Regions from separate parts of the Homo sapiens genome. Here region 2 is linked to region 1. Evidence: read pairs that join two places in POLR2A ChIA-PET (ENCODE). Cell type or tissue: PC-9. All regions are shown on one strand. Each heading gives the region's core, and the rest is flanking DNA. Links, peaks and the distances in the headings are about the cores only.

The links. ChIA-PET counts read pairs that join two places held together with the same protein. Peaks named below come from ENCODE experiments on the same cell type or tissue, not always from the same donor. Only the 100,000 strongest peaks of a DNase experiment are listed, where the experiment ranks them.
Region 2: POLR2A ChIA-PET joins it to region 1 with 10 read pairs; 7 of 35 experiments call an interaction of 5 or more read pairs at or near these places.

Annotation. Positions count from the first base shown.
Region 1 is chr11:65,903,361-65,911,682 of GRCh38, forward strand. No RefSeq gene overlaps it. Among named protein-coding and RNA genes, the nearest start is that of FOSL1, 7.1 kb to the left of the region's middle. RefSeq lists a cis regulatory region at 1-146. In PC-9, for the core only: no CTCF peak of the experiment used is centred there; a DNase peak (open chromatin) is centred at 3,433; H3K4me3 peaks cover 846 bases; H3K27ac peaks cover 2,852 bases.
Region 2 is chr11:66,258,205-66,266,526 of GRCh38, forward strand. It overlaps KLC2 (kinesin light chain 2), which reads left to right. Exons shown (of 16, transcript NM_001318734.2): 2 at 380-618; 3 at 3,538-3,768; 4 at 3,919-3,988; 5 at 4,610-4,832; 6 at 5,456-5,543; 7 at 5,647-5,748; 8 at 5,842-6,015; 9 at 6,141-6,240; 10 at 6,819-6,868; 11 at 6,964-7,031; 12 at 7,451-7,559; 13 at 7,650-7,808; 14 at 7,889-8,013; 15 at 8,229-8,286. The coding sequence starts at 391. KLC2-AS1 (KLC2 antisense RNA 1) reads right to left here and starts at 7,482. Exons shown (of 6, transcript NR_186327.1): 1 at 7,148-7,482; 2 at 6,939-7,016; 3 at 6,500-6,658; 4 at 5,487-5,676; 5 at 3,521-3,808; 6 at 1,363-1,638. RefSeq lists enhancers at 97-1,065, 591-670, 8,005-8,322 and a silencer at 211-460. In PC-9, for the core only: CTCF peaks have their summits at 404 and 6,940 (motif pointing left); no DNase peak of the experiment used is centred there; H3K4me3 peaks cover 940 bases.

The DNA.
Region 1 (8,322 bases), core at 233-8,232:
CGTTCCTGGCCTCTGACCTCACCAGCTTCCACCCAGGGAGGCCAGGAGAGAACCCCAGGGGGCCACAGCCATCGCTGGAAGTTTGGGGGCAGGGAGGCCTGAGGGACCCTGCCACTGTGCCTTGGTGGCTCTGTAAGACTGGCTCAGTCCCTTCCCATCTCTGAGCCCCAGAGAATCCCTGCCTTTTGGGGCTGCAGTGAAGGAGAGGAGGCTTGGCACCCTGTGCATTCTCAGCATGGCCAGGGCATTGGAGGTGATATTTATGTTTATCAGTTTCTATTCACTCTTTAATTGAAGTCTATGTTGTTTTTGTTTGTTTGTTTGTTTGTTTGGTTTGAGATAGGATCTCACTCTGATGCCTAGATGCCTAGGCTGGAGTGCAATGGCAGGATCGCAGCTCACTGCAGCCTCAACCTTCTGGGCTGAAGCGATCCTCCCTCCTCAGTCTCCCGAGTAGCTGGGGCTACAGGCGCGTGCCACTACGCCCAGCTAATTTTTTTTGGCTCAAGCAATCTGCCTGCCTCGGTCTCACAAAGTGCTAGGATTACAGGTGTGAGCCACCGCACCTGGCCTTTGAAGTTTACATTTTTACTTGAGATTAAATTCATGTAACAAACAATTAACTACTTTAAAGTGTACACTTCAATGCCATTTATTACATTCACAATGTTGTACAACCACCACCTTTCTTTAGTTTCAAAACTTCATCACTCCAGAAAACACCCCACACCTATGAAGTAATTACTCCCTATTTCCCCCTTCCCTCATCCCCTGGTATCCACTAATTTGCTTCCTGTCGCTATGGATTTGCCCATTCTGGGCATTTCAAATAAATGGACTCATTCATATATTATGTGGTCTTTTGTCTGACTTCTTTACTTAGCATAACATTTTTGCTTTTTTTTTCTTTCTTTCTTCTTCTTCTTTTTTTTTTTTTTTTAGATGGAGTCTTGCTGTTGCCCATACTGGAGTGCAGTGGCCCAATCTTGGCTCACCGCAGCCTCGGCCTCCTGCACTCCTCAAGTGATCCTCCTGCCTCAGCCTCCCAAACTGCTGGGATTCCAGGTGTGAGCCACCGCACTGGGCCAGCATAACATTTTCTTTTCTTAGTATTATTATTTTTTTTAAAAACGGAGTTTCGCACTGTGGCCCAGGCTGGAATGCAGTGGCATGATCTCTGCTCACTGCAAGCTCCACCTCCTGGGTTCACAGCATAACATTTTCAAGGCTCATTCATGTTATAGTATGTATCAGTACTTTGCTCATTTCTATGGCTGAGTATATATAACCATTTATTTATTTATTTTTGAGATGGAGTCTTGCTCTGTCGCCCAGGCTGGAGTGCAGTGGCGCGATCTCCGCTCACTGCAAGCTCCGCCTCCCGGGTTCACGCCATTCTCCTTCCTCAGCCTCCTGAGTAGCTGGGACTACAGGCGCCTGCCACCACGCCCGGCTAATTTTTTGTACTTTTAGTAGAGAAGGGGTTTCACTGTGTTAGCCAAGATGCTCTCGATCTCTTGACCTTGTGATCCGCCTGCCTTGGCCTCCCAAAGTGCTGGGATTACAGGCATGAGCCACCGCGCTGGGCGTTTTTTGGACAGATATCTATTCAAATCTTTACTTTTTTTTTTTTTTTTTGTAGAAATGAGGTCTCAATATATTGCCCAGGCTAGTCTCAAATTCCTGGCCTCAAGTACTTCTCCTGCCTTCACCTCTCTTCACGCTGAAATGACAGGTGTGAGCCACTGCTCCCAACCATTGCCCAGACTGGAGTGCAGTGGTACGATCTTGGCTCACTGCAGCCTCCACCTCCTGGGTTCAATTGAGTCTCCTGCCTCAGTTTCCCAAGTAGCTGGGATTACAGGCATGTGCCACCATGCCCGGGTAATTTTTGTACTTTTAGTAGAGACAGGGTTTCACCATGCTGGCCAGGCTGGTCTCTAACCCCTGACCTCAAGTGATCCTCCCACCTCAGCCTCCCAAAGTGCTGGGATTATAGGCGCCCGCCACCACACCTGGCACATTGCCCATTCTTAATTTTTTTTCTTTTTTTGAGATGGAGTTTTGCTCTTGTCACCCAGGCTGGAGTACAATGGTGCAATCTCAGCTCACCACAATCTCCGCCTCCCTGGTTCAAGCGATTCTCCTGCCTCAGCCTCCTGAGTAGCTGGGATTACAGTCACGCGCCACCACACCTGGCTAATTTTGTATTTTTAGTAGAGACAAGGTTTCTCCATGTTGGACAGGCTGGTCTCGAACTCTCAACCTCAGGTGATCCAACCGCCTCAGCCTCCCAAAGTGCTGGGTTTACAGGCGTGAGCCACTGCGCCTGGCCAATTTTTTTTTTTTTTAATGTTGAGTTGTTCTTTTTATATTCTGGATACTAAACCTTTATCAGTTATATGATTTGCAAACATTTTCTTTTATTCTGTAGGTTGTCTTTTCACATTCTTGAAAATGTTCTCTTTTTTTTTTTGGAGACGGAAAAATGTTCTCTGATGCACAAAATGATGCATTACTATTTTTTATTGAAGCCCAATGTATCTTTTTGTTGTTGTTGCTCATGCTTTGGGTGTCTAATGTAAAAATCCATTGCCAAATTCGAGGTCATGAAGATTTACTCCTATGATTTCTTCTAAGAGTTTATAGTTTTAGCTCTTAGATTTAAATTGTTGACTAAATTGAAGTCAAGCACACATACAGTAAAGTGCACACATCAGTGTGTTCAGCTTAATGACTTTAAAATAATTCATTATTTTTTATTATTATTATTTTGAGACGCAGTCTTGCTCTGTTGCCCAGGCTAGAGTGCAGTGGCATGATCTCAGCTCACTGCAACCTCCGCCTCCCGGGTTCAATAAATACTCTTGTCTCAGCCTCCTGAGTAGCTGGGACTACAGGCATGCGCCACCACACCCGGCTAATTTTTGCATTTTTAGTAGAGATGGGGTTTCACCTTATTGGTCAAGCTGGTCTCTAACTCCTGACCTCAGGTGATCTACCTGCCTCAGCCTCCCAAAGTGCTGGGATTACAGGTGTGAGCCTCCGCACCCCGCCTTATTTATTATTATTTTTAAGACAAGGTCTCACTCTATCTCCCAGGCTGGAGCACAGTGGTGCAATCATAGCTAACTGCAACCTTGTACTCCTGGGCTCAAGCTATCCCCTAACCTCAGCCTCCCAAGTAGCTGGGACTACAGGTCTGCCACCATGCCAATTATTTATTTATTTATTTATTAGTAGAGAGGAGGCTGTTGCCCAAGCTAATCTCAAACTCCTGAGCTTAAGTGATCCTCCCGCCTCCGTCTCTCAAAGTATTGGGATTACAAGTATGAACCACCAAGCCCAGCCTCAATGACTTCTGCATCTATATAAACCCATGTAACTACCACCCTTATCATGATGATGTTTTTAGCAACTCGGAAGGCTCCTCTGAGTCACACTCCCCACCCATAAGTAGCCACTATTCTGACTTCTGTCATCATAGATTAGTTTTGCCTGTTCTTCAACTTCATATACATTTGACCATATGGCACGTTCTCTTTTGGTCCTGGCTTCTTTTAGTCAACATGTCTGCGGGATTCATCTGTGTTACTGAGTGACCTGGTAGCTTGGTCTTTTCTGTTGCTGCATCCCATTGCACAAATATTCCACAATCGGTCTCTCCATTCTCCATTCCCCTGCTGATGACTTGGGGGGCCTTCCAGTTTTGGACTATTATGAATAAGGCTGCCATGAATATCCTTGATACATCCTTTTGGGAGCCAGTTGTATTCATTTCTCTTGGCTATGTGCCTGGGTTGGGAGGAATTATTGGGTCATATGGTTGGTGTACATTCAGCTTGAATCGAATGTACTCTCCACCAGTGCTCCAACATGGATGTACCATTTTGCATCCCACCCATGTTGTTCAATGGGTAACAGTTCCAGTTGCTCCACATCTGGAGATGACTTTTTTTTTTTTTTTTTTTGAAACAGGGTCTTGCTCTGTCACCCAGGCTGGAGGGCAGTGGTGTGATCTCAGCTTACTACAACCTCTGCCCCCCAGGCTCAAATGATTCTCCTGCCTCAGCCTCCCAAGTAGCTGGGACTACAGGCGCCTGCCACAATGGCCATCTAATTTTTGTATTTTGTGGAGACGGGGTTTCATCATGTTGGGCAGGCTGGTCTCGAACTCCTGACCTCAGGTCATCCGCCCACCCTGGCCTCCCAAAGTGCTGGGATTATAGGCATGAGCCATGGCACCTGACCTGGAGATGGCATTTTAATTCACTTCTACAAACATTTATTTTCCTTGGTCCTGGCCCCTTCCTCTCTCCCCTGAATGCTCTCCACAGCTTCCAGCTCAGCACTTCCCACCCTGCAGCCTTAGGGATAGTTTTAATCACAAAAAATTTTAAGAGTCTGAGCATTTCACCCTCAGACTTGGACCTACCCCAGCTGGAATTGCTACCCAGGAAGGCCTGAAGCCTGGGAAGGGATGGGCTAAGGGTGCTTGGCGTACCCTGTGTTCTTTTAGGTTACGTGCTGCCTGGGAGACTTGAGGGGCTAAGAGGATAACACTAGTGGCTCTTGCTCATTGAACACTGATGAACCAGATGCCATTCCAAGTAACATGTTTAATCCTCACAGCAACCCTGTGAGAGAGATGGTATAATACACCCATTTTATGGATCAGGAAATGGAAGCACAGAGAGATTAAGCAACTTGCTAAAAGCCACACAGTGAGGAAGGAAAGTGTGCGGAATCCAGATCCTCGTAAATCTGGCGGGGCTTGGCCGAATGCACAGGATTTTCCTTCATAGGCACCTGCTCACTCTCAGTCCCAGGCTGCCAGACGGAGCCCCTCACCTTTGCACAGATGGCTCCCTCTGCCCAAGGGACCTCCCTTGTCCCCTCACCTGGCTGACTCTTATGCTGCAGCTTTCAGTTTCCCCACCATTTCCTCAGCAAGGTCTTCTGCGAGCCCCAACCCAAGTGAAATCCCTTAATCCCTTATGCAATGAGCAATACAGTCCCCTCGTGCAATGAAGGACATTACCTTTTATTCTCCCTGCTTGGAATAATGTTTGAAGGTATTGCATTTTGGAGACGGATATGCGTGTATCTATATGTATATCTGTATCTGCATCTACCAAGTTGATGGCCATAAAAAGGGGATGTGGAAAATAAATTATTTTATTTTATCATATTTTATTTATTTATTATTTGAGATGAAGTCTTGCTCTGTCGCCCAGGCTAGAGAGCAGTGGTGCGATTTTGACTTACTACAACCTCTTCCTCCTGGGTTCAAGCAGTTCTCCTGCCTCAGCTTCCTGAGTAGCTGGGACTGCAGGCACCTGCCACCATGCCCGGATACTTTTTTGTATTTTAGTAGAGACAGGGTTTCACCATGTTGCCCACGGTGGTCTTGAACTCGTGAGCTCAGGCAATCAGCCCACCTTGACCTCCCAAACTGCTAGGATTATAGGAGTGAGCCACCACACCTGGCCTGGAGAAGAAATTATTTTAAAACGTCGTTTTTATTTTTTATGTTGCTTTACACTAAAACATTTAATTGCATTTCTTTTTCGACCAGGTAATACATTAAGATATTTTAAAATTCAAAAGCTACAAAAGGGGTAGAGTGAGAAGCCTCCCCTCCACTGTAACCAGTTTCTTGCGTATTTTTTCACCCAGAAGGTAGCCTATCTACATCCCGTATCGTTTCTTGCTTTTTGGTTTTCTAATAATAATCTTGGAAGATCTTTCACTGAGTATATGTAGATCTGCCTCGCTGGAAAGAAAAATCTAGCTGAGCACTGTGGCACACGCTTATAATCCTAGCACTTCGAGAGGCTAAGGCAGGAGGATCACTTAAGCCCAGGAGTTGGAAGCTGCAGTGAGCTGTGATCAGACCACTGCACTCCAGCCTGGGCAACAGAGTGAGAGCCTGTCTCACGAAAACGAAAACAAAAGCTACCTCGTCGTGGTTTATCTTACATTCGGTAGAATGCACACTTTGTTAATGTGCTGGTTATGTGTATACACCTGCGTAGCCACGTTCCAATCCAGATACAGAACATTTCCATCCCCCTAGAAAGTTCTCTCCTGCCTCTTTGCAGTCGATTCCCCCACCCCAGGAAATCACTTAACTCATTTCTGTTGTCATCGATTACTTTTGTCTGTTGCAGAATTTCACATCAATGGAATCGTTCACCGCGTGCTCTTTTGTGCCTGGCTTCTGTCCCCCACTGCATGGATGTACCACAGTTTCTTTATCCATTCTTCTGAATTAACTGAACTAAAAGTTGAATGGAGCCAGATGTCGGGGAGGTAGGGACGATTAAAGACTTAGTCCCAGGCGCGTGGTGGCGGGTGCCTGTAGTTCCAGCTACTCGGGAGGCTGAGGCAGGAGAATGGTGTGAACACGGGAAGTGGAGCTTGCAGTGAGCCAAGATCGTGCCACTGCACTCCAGCCTGGGTGACAGAGCAAAACTCTGTCTCAAAAAAAAAAAAAAAGACTTGGTCCCAGGCCAGGGGTGGTGTCTCATGCCTGTAATCCCAGCACTTTGGGAGGCCAAAGGGGGCAGATCACCGGAGGTCAGGAGTTCAAGACCAGCCTGGTCAACATGGTGAAACCCTGTCCCTACTAAAAATACAAACATTAGCTGGGTGTGGTGGTGCACTCCTGTAATCCCAGCTACTTGAGATGCTGAGGCAGGAGAATCACTTGAACCCGGGAGGCAGAGGTTGCAGTGAGCTGAGATCGCGCCATTGCACTCCAGCCTGGCCAATAGAGTGAGACTCCGACTCCAGAAAAACAAAAAACAAAAAAACCCCAGCAACTTCGTCCTCCTGGCCGCAAGGCACTTTCAGCCCAGAGAGGTGGTCAGACACTCAGACTAGTCCTGGTGCTAAGGAGACAGTGCTGGGGGGAGGAGCCAGAGAGTGCCAGGGCCATTACTGGAGCCCCAAAAGGAAGAGTTCTTTCCACCTGTGGTGGGGGTGGGTAGGAGAAGACTTCCTGGCAGACGAGGATTTGGGAAAAATATTCATAAAAAGTGGGGCTCGCTTTCCCTCACCAGCCACCCCTCCAGCCCAGGACTGTGGGGTGAACATCAAAGACACAGCTCCAGCCTGGCTGGGTCTCTAGTAGTTCAAGTGACTTCATTATGTGACTTCGGGTCAGTCTCTTTCCCTCTGGGAGCCTCAGTTTCCCCTTCCTGCAGATGAGTGGTTTACATACTGTGGACCCTGAAACTAGAGGTTTCCATGGAGATGGCAGGGGCCGGGATGAGGTTTTGGGCCCCTCATCCTTGCTTCAGTAAGCATCACTCAGCAGGCAGGAGGGGATCTGGCAGTGGACGACTTGGGTTTGAATTTCAGTTCAGCCACTTCCTGGCTGGGCAAGCTGGGCAATTCCCTAACTTCTCAATGCCTCAGTTCCCTCACTTGTAAAGAGGATGCTGGCCAGGCGCAGTGGCTCACGCCTGTAATTCCAGCACTTTGGGAGGCTGAGGCAGGTGGATCACCTGAGGTCAGGAGTTCAAGACCAGCCTGACTAGCATGGAGAAACCCTGTGTCTACTAAAAATACAAACTTAGCCGGGCATGGTGGTGAATGCCTGTAATCCCAGCTACTCGAGAGGCTGAGGCAGGAGAATTGCTTGAACCTGGGAGGCAGAGGTTGTGGTGAGCCAAGATCGTGCCATTGCACTCCAGCCTGGGCAACAAGAGCGAAACTCCGTCTCAAAAGAAAAAAAAAAGATGCTAATAATCGGACCTGCTTTTCACGGTTGCTGGGGAGTGACTGAGCCATGGCATGGACAGTGCTGAGCATGGCACCAGTACAGTAAGCGATGGATAAATGTTAGTGAGAATTTTCTTGCTGTTTTATTTTGTGCTTTACGGGCAATTTCCTCTGAAGGGAGATATCAGGGGCTCTGCTGTCAGTGCCCAGGATGGATTTGCCTGCTTAGCCTGGCCCCTTAAGTTTCTTGGAGTGGCTCCTGCTTCCTGCAGACCCAGGCTCAGACAGTTGGAGCCTGTCACCCAGTTCTCAGGCTCCCCCTAACTCCTCAGACCTGGGCCATACCCCGACCCAGTACCCCATGGGTGCCAGCTCCTGCTCTGGGCCAGGAGTGGGATGAAACGCCCGTCCTGGATGAAAGGCTGGCAGGCCTGGGCTGGGCCAATAAACCACCCCACCCATCCTGGGAGGACCTCCGGGCACCGGTGTAAACTGAGTCATGGGGGGTGAGGGGGTGAGTCACACAGCCTGGGAGTGGGAGCCAAATGGGACAGAGCTCGCCTGTGTGGGGTCCCTGGCCCCATCTCAAAC
Region 2 (8,322 bases), core at 267-8,266, 350 kb after region 1:
TGGGGCTGTCCGAGGGGCTGGGCCCGGATCGCCGGAGGGGCCAGGGTCTCCTGCACAGGAGTGAGCCCCCACGTTCCCCATACCTGTCCTGGTTAGGGGGTCCCCGGGGAAACCCGGACACTGAGCCGCCTAAGTCGGCCTGAGCCGGTGGTCTGGGGCCGAAGCAGGATCCGGCTGCACCGCATTGCGTCTCCCAGGCCTAGACAAGCTAGGCGCGCCCTCTGTAGGCCAAGCGCGGGCACGGTGCGGGCTGCCGGCTGGGGGACCTGGGCACACGGGAGACTCAGGCGTCCGGGGACCGCCTGTTTACCTAATCCGGGGCGGACGGCGGTGTGGCCCCAGGCCCGGCGCCCGCCTGCCCGCACCCTCGTCCTCACAGACGCCACAGCCATGGCCATGATGGTGTTTCCGCGGGAGGAGAAGCTGAGCCAGGATGAGATCGTGCTGGGCACCAAGGCTGTCATCCAGGGACTGGAGACTCTGCGTGGGGAGCATCGTGCCCTGCTGGCTCCTCTGGTTGCACCTGAGGCCGGCGAAGCCGAGCCTGGCTCGCAGGAGCGCTGCATCCTCCTGCGTCGCTCCCTGGAAGCCATTGAGCTTGGGCTGGGGGAGGCCCAGGTAGGTCAGTCTGGGGCACTGAGGTGGGAGGTCACTGGAGGGATCGAGCCTTCAAGAGGAATCCGGTAATGTAGGAGAAGAATCTGAGCAGGGAACCGTCTGTTTCCTGGAGCCCCATGTTAGGACCCCAGTAAATACCTTTTGAAGAAATAAATGCACTTTGGCGACCCCAGCCCTGCCCTAAGAGACCATGATCACCCTTGCCCCCACGCAGAGCCCCATTTCCGGCTCCCCTCTACCTAAGGGAGACTGGATGGCATATGAGAACAGAAAGAAAATCCTTAAGGAAACATAGCCTCCCACCAATTAATTCTTCTATTCACTCGTTAACAGATGAGTTATTGAGGGCCAGCCAGGGTGTTAGGTGGATACAGGGCCCAACAAAATAGACAAGATTCCTGCCCTATTAGAGACAAAAACACACATACAGAAATAATTGGTTGTTACAAATTGTGATGAGTTCTGCAGAGAAAAGAACAAGATTTTATGATAGCTCGCAGCAGCGAGTCTTGTCTACTGGTCAGGCAGGACTTCTGTGAGGAAATGACAAACTGAAACCTGAGGGAAGAAATGAACCAGCCTCCAGGAAAGGGAGGCAGGGGAGAAGTTGCATGTGCAAAGGTCCTGGGGTAGGAAAGAGCTTGTGGTGGAGGAACTCAGGGAAGAACTGTGTGACTGGAGCTTCATGGAAGGGAGACAGGGACAGAAGAGGCCTGGGGAGAAGCCAAGAACCAGATCATGGCCTGGTTGGTTTGGGTTTTATTCTCAGGAAATCAGAAAGCCTCTGGAGGGCTTTAAGCAGGCAGGCAACACAGTCTGACTTGAGTTTCTAAAAACTCTCTCTGGCTGAGATGTGGAGAATAAACCTCAGTGGGTCGAGGATGGAATCACTCTCCAATGAGTGGTTAGGAAGCCACTGCTGGAATTCAAATGAGAGCTGGTGCTTGGAATTAAGGGGTGGCTATGACGGTGGAGAAAAGGGACCAGTTCTGGATGTTCTGGAGGTAGGTCCAGCAAGACCTGGGGGTGGAATAAGGGAGAGAGAGAGGAAGGCAGCATCACTCCCAAGTTTGTGATTTAAGCAAATTAAGGGAGGAGAGGGCCTTGGTGGATCAGAACTCTGTTTTGGCCTCCTTTAATTGAGGCTGCCAGGATGATATGCAGTTGGAGATGTCCAGGAGCCATTGGGATGTACAAGGAGTTAGACTTGTTTTATTCCCCTCAGAGCTTGGCTGAGCCCCTGCCTGGCACGTGAACCCTGGGGAAGTTGTATCATTTTGGTTTCCTTGTCTTTAAAATAGGGATCATGCCATCTGCTGTGTACACTTCCAGGCTGTTGGGGGAATTTTTTTTTTTTTTTAAAGCTAGTGGTTATGGAAACACCTGTCACTTAGGCATTTGCTAACCAACAACAAAGTACAGGGTCTCAGACAGCCTGGCCCTCTGCAAGGACATTCACTCCCTGCCAGTTGGCCGTCAGAGGTAGAGAGGACCACTCAGGGGCCGCACACCTGGTGGAGCACGTGCACTCTCACAGAGGGGGAACAATCTGCACGGAGGGCATGGGCATCAAGGCCATGTGTGAAGCTGGAGCAAAGTGGGAGGTGTGACTAGCTGGAGACACAACTGCAGAAATGATCCTGAACCGGGAAGGACTGGGAAAGGGTGGAGGCCGGGTGTGGTGGCTCACGCCTGTAATTCCAGCACTTTGGGAGGCCCAGGTGGGAAGACTGCTTAAATCCCGGACTTCATGAGACCCTGTATCTACAAAAAATAATTTTTCTTTTTTTTTTTGAGACAGTCTTGCTCTGTTGCCCAGGCTGGAGTATAGTGGCACGATCTCAGCTCACTGCAGCCTCTGCCTCTCAGGTTCAAGTGATTCTCCTGCCTCAGCCTCCTGAGTAGCTGGGACTACAGGCACGCGCCACCACACCCAGCTAATTTTTGTATTTTTGGTAGAGATGGGGTTTCACCATGTTGGCCAGGATGGTCTTGAAATCCTGACCTCGTGATCTGTCCGCCTCAGCCTCCTGAAGTGCTAGGATTACAGGCGTGAGCCACCGTGCCTGGCCAAAAAATTTTTTAAATTAGCCAGCTGTGGTGGTGTGCACCCGTAGTCCCAGTTACTCAGGAGGCTGAGGGGGAAGGACCACTTGAGCCTGGAAGGTAGAGGCTGCAGTGAGCTGTGACGGTGCCATAGCCCTTCGGCCCAGGTGACAGAGTGAGACATTGTCTTAAATTAAAAAAAAAAAAAAAAAAGAGAGAGCAAGAAGGGAGGTTGGACCCTAGGCAGGAAGGCAGGAAGAGACTGGAAACTAAGGAAAGGAGTTGCAGAGGCTGGGGAGAGGGGTGGGGGTTGAGGCCAAGGCCTTTGGATACTTTTCCTGCCCCTGTGGCTCCTCATGCCAACTGAGCATTTGGGACACATGCCCCTTCCCTACCTGGGAGCTGCAGAAAGGCAGGGGATGCTGTGGCCCCTCAGCAGAAGTGGGGATGGAGTCTTTGGGTGGTCCTTCAGCCATCTAGCAGAGTTCTGTGGGCAAGCGCTAGCCCTGAGGCAGGGAGCAGTAACCTACTGGCTGTGGCAGCAGAGGCTTGAGTACAACCCAGGGAGAGACGAAGGAAGGGGCTAGTAGCTCAGGGAAAGCACAGCACCCCAACTAGCCCTTTTGGGGTTCTCCTGATCCTAGAAGGAAGGAACTGGGGACTCCCAAGCCTCCTGGGTTTGGGCTTTGCATTATGGTGTGTCGGGGGCCTTGAGGAGATTCTCCCTTGACAAGCAGAGAAAAGACCTGCAGCTCCTCACTGTAGGGCCAGGCCTGGCCCTTCACTGGGTGCCAGAGCCCAACTAGGCCCAGGCTACAGTCATAGGCGAGGGGGTCGACAGGCCTCCGACCCTTACCTGGGCTGGTTGCACAGGTGATCTTGGCATTGTCGAGCCACCTGGGGGCTGTAGAATCAGAGAAGCAGAAGCTGCGGGCGCAGGTGCGGCGTCTGGTGCAGGAGAACCAGTGGCTGCGTGAGGAGCTGGCGGGGACACAGCAGAAGCTGCAGCGCAGTGAGCAGGCCGTGGCCCAGCTCGAGGAGGAGAAGCAGCACTTGCTGTTCATGAGCCAGATCCGCAAGTTGGATGAAGACGCCTCCCCTAACGTGAGCTCCTACCATGGTCACTGTTGCCCAGCAAGGAGGCCTGGGAGCAGGGAGGGGCAGCATGGAGCAGATTCGGCTCCACCCCAGCCCATGGACACCCCGGCTGCCCTGTGCCTCCTTCCCTGATGCTCATCCTGTCTTCCTTCCCAGGAGGAGAAGGGGGACGTCCCCAAAGACACACTGGATGACCTGTTCCCCAATGAGGATGAGCAGAGCCCAGGTGCGGATGGGCAGTTCTGGAGTGGGGGAAGGAAAGGTTGTGTGAACTCTTGGTCCTTGGGACCGAGTGGCTGCCATGTTCCTTCCTGCCTCACTTCTGATCATGACATCCTAGTGTGTTAGAGCTTCAAGAACAGTTGTACGTGCTGCTGCTTCTCACATCCCCCCAGCTCTGTGGTGAGCAGACATCACAATTAGCTGTGGAGTCACCAGCCTGGCTTCCAGTGCTGCTCTGCCACTAGCTTCCCTGACCCTTGGGAGAGTTCTCTTCCTCTCCGAATCACCTCTGAAGGAGGCACATGCAGACAGCCACAATGGGGCCAGTGCCTGCTTTGCTGATGGTACTGGTTATGCATCGGGGCCTCCACTCTGTACACAGGGACACAGGCTCAGAGGTTAGGCAGCTTGCCCCAGGACACAGAGCCTGAAGTACTGGAGCTGGGCCTCTACCCCCTCTTTCTATGGGGTAACTAGACCCATTCTATAAATGGGGAAACTGAGAAAGAGTGGTTAGTGACTTGCCCAGGGCCATGTGTCAAGTGGCTCAAAGGCACAGCTGGCATGTGCCATCCCAGTCCAGTGGGCAGATGGTACATCTGACCTCCTGCCCTTGGCCCTGCAGCCCCTAGCCCAGGAGGAGGGGATGTGTCTGGTCAGCATGGGGGCTACGAGATCCCGGCCCGGCTCCGCACCCTGCACAACCTGGTGATCCAATACGCCTCACAGGGCCGCTACGAGGTAGCTGTGCCACTCTGCAAGCAGGCACTCGAAGACCTGGAGAAGACGTCAGGCCACGACCACCCTGACGTTGCCACCATGCTGAACATCCTGGCACTGGTCTATCGGTGAGGACTCTCTGGGGGTGCCCAAATTCTTCTGGAAGGCTCCAGCCCTGGATCACTAACCCTTGGTGCCTGCTGTGGGCCAGGACTCGTGGCCCACCTGCGTGGAGCTGGGCTACAGATGCAAGTAAAACTGTCTAGTGTAAGAGAGAGGCTTGGCCAGAACTGGGGAGGGACTGCACATGAGGACTCCAGGGGTCCTGGGGAGTCCACACAGCTTCTCCAGGCACCAAGGCTGGAGGAGGGGCTTTGCCAGAAAGTGAGTTTGCCCAAACACAAGAGGGCTAGAAAAGGTTCCCATGGCAAAAAGCCAGCATGAGCAAAGGCACTGGGACCTGGAGAGCAGGACACGCTAAAGGGGCAGCAGGAGAGCCATGTGGCGCCCAGGAATGCTAGGCACCAGGCAGTCGGTGGGACCCCAGCACTGCGCACCCCAGCCAATTGTGAGAAAACTGCCTACAGCCCTTGGAGCTTGGAGAGCAGGAGCTGAGCAGGTCTCCCCACACTCTGGGTCTCACTCTGTCATACACACTCAGTGAGTACAGGAGTGACCACAGGGATTGCAGACCATTGGGGAGGGCCTTGAGCTGGAGGACAGCCCTGACCATGCTCCTACCTGCTCCCAGGGATCAGAACAAGTACAAGGAGGCTGCCCACCTGCTCAATGATGCTCTGGCCATCCGGGAGAAAACACTGGGCAAGGACCACCCAGCCGTGAGTGAGGGTTGGGTGGGAGGTGGGGGCTGTGCCCCATCCCCTGCAGGTCCCAGAGTCCTGCAGGGCCTGAGTCAAGAAGCTTCCGTTCTCCCACCTCCAGGTGGCTGCGACACTAAACAACCTGGCAGTCCTGTATGGCAAGAGGGGCAAGTACAAGGAGGCTGAGCCATTGTGCAAGCGGGCACTGGAGATCCGGGAGAAGGTGGGAACAGGCAGGGCTGGGCAGGCTGGGGGTCTGGGAGGCAGGGGCCCGGGCAGCCCTGAGCCCAACCCCTGGCTCCCTCTCCCATCCCAGGTCCTGGGCAAGTTTCACCCAGATGTGGCCAAGCAGCTCAGCAACCTGGCCCTGCTGTGCCAGAACCAGGGCAAAGCTGAGGAGGTGGAATATTACTATCGGCGGGCACTGGAGATCTATGCTACACGCCTCGGGCCCGATGACCCCAATGTGGCCAAGACCAAGAACAACCTGGTACCTTGGGGCTGAGAGGAGCTGGAGGATGGGAAGGAGGGAGGCAGGGATGAGGTTGGGGAAGAAGGAGAGAAAAAGGCTTGGCTGCATGCATCCCGCTCACTCTCTGGGTCTCCCGCTTCCAGGCTTCCTGCTACCTGAAGCAGGGCAAGTACCAGGATGCGGAGACCTTGTACAAGGAGATCCTCACCCGCGCTCATGAGAAAGAGTTTGGCTCTGTCAATGGTGAGTGCGTGGTCACCAGGTGCCTCTAGCCCATCCATCCCAGGCCCACTCTGCCATCAGCACCCAGGACAAATCCCTCAGCAGGGCAGGCCCTCAGGCTTTGGCCTGGCTGGTCACCAGCCTCACCCTCAGATGGTGCCCAGCCACCTGTGCTCACGTTTGCACACATGAGCACACACCCAACTCACGCAGCCCCCTTGGCCTGCTAGGGCCTCACACGCCTTTGCATCCCCCTTCTCCACTGGCGATTCTTGCTCACCTTGAGGGCCTGCCCCAGTGTCTCCCACTCTGGGAAACCACCTCTGGCCCCGGATGGTCAGTCATCTGCTCCTGAGTCCCTCGGAGCCTGGCCCATCATTCAGGCCTAGCACATGTCTTGGGCTGTGGCCTGAGGTGCAAGGGTCTGTTCTGCTCATCTCTGTCCAGAAGAGGGTCAGCAGTGTTTTGGGTCTTACTCTTGTTCATGCATTCAACGAAGCCCAACCGTGGTCTCCCCTCCCCTGACCCCAGTCCTGTGTCCAGCCCAACCAGGTGAGACCTATATGGTAGGCTGGTGACAGTCCCCTTTCTCTCCCCAGGGGACAACAAGCCCATCTGGATGCACGCAGAGGAGCGGGAGGAAAGCAAGGTAGCTCTGTGGGGCAGGCTGGGCGGTTGTCAGGGGAGGCTGGGATGTGCAGAGGGGGGCCTGCTCTCACTTCTTGTGACCATTCTTTCCTCCAGGATAAGCGCCGGGACAGCGCCCCCTATGGGGAATACGGCAGCTGGTACAAGGCCTGTAAAGTAGACAGGTGAGTGGGGCGGGGCTGGGCTGGGGAGCAGGGCACGGCAGGGCGGGCTCCACATTCCATACTCTCACCCCCAACACACCCCTCCTCTGCTGCTCATCTGGCAAGGCCCAACTCACAGGTCACCTGTCCCAAGAAGGCTCTGTCTCCCAATTCTCAGCCTAATTCTCTGGCTCTGGGTCTCCCAGCTTTTGGTCCTGGTGACAACATCCCATGAGGGCCCTGGGGCCAGGTCCCCAGCCCTGGGGTGATTTCCCCAGGACAGAAGAGGCTGGGTGGGCCCAGCACAGGGCTTGACATGGGAAGGAATGGATTCTGGCTACCCCGGAGGTCCATGCTTCCTCAGGGCCCACTGTGGGCTGGGTGCCAGGATGGGCCCTGGGTCTGGGGGAACATGGAGTTTGAGACTGTCCCATCCACAGCCCCACAGTCAACACCACCCTGCGCAGCTTGGGGGCCCTATACCGGCGCCAGGGCAAGCTGGAAGCCGCGCACACACTAGAGGACTGTGCCAGCCGTAACCGCAAGCAGGTGGGGCTCCATGCAGGAGGGGGTGGGCAGACACCTGTGTGGCCCTGGGTGTGGTCCATTCACTGCCTGATGCCCCTGCCCCTCCCTCAGGGTTTGGACCCCGCAAGCCAGACCAAGGTGGTAGAACTGCTGAAAGATGGCAGTGGCAGGCGGGGAGACCGCCGCAGCAGCCGAGACATGGCTGGGGGTGCCGGGCCTCGGTCTGAGTCTGACCTCGAGGACGTGGGACCTACAGCTGAGTGGAATGGGGTGAGTCCGGGGCCTGGGCCGGGTCGGGCTGGGAGCCTAGGTGGCCAGCGGGGCCTAGAGGCAAGCCTGTCCACCTGCAGGATGGCAGTGGCTCCTTGAGGCGCAGCGGTTCCTTTGGGAAACTCCGGGATGCCCTGAGGCGCAGCAGTGAGATGCTGGTAAAGAAGCTGCAGGGGGGCACCCCCCAGGAGCCCCCTAACCCCAGGTGAGCCCCCCACCAAGGTGAGCCTCAAGAACCACCCAGCAACCCCGGATGAGCTCCTGACCCAGAGTGTGCCCCACTGACCCCAGGCAACCTCCCCATCCCTCTCAGGCTCCACCACCCACCAGTCTGTTCCCTCCCCAGCCCCACCCTTCTCCCTGCCCCCATCTCCCGTGAGTTCCTCCTTGGGCAAATCCCAGGCTGTCCTTTTCCCTCAGGATGAAGCGGGCCAGTTCCCTCAACTTCCTCAACAAGAGCGTGGAAGAGCCGACCCAGGTAGGGGCAGGCGGGTGTCTGGGCACTGGGCAGCTG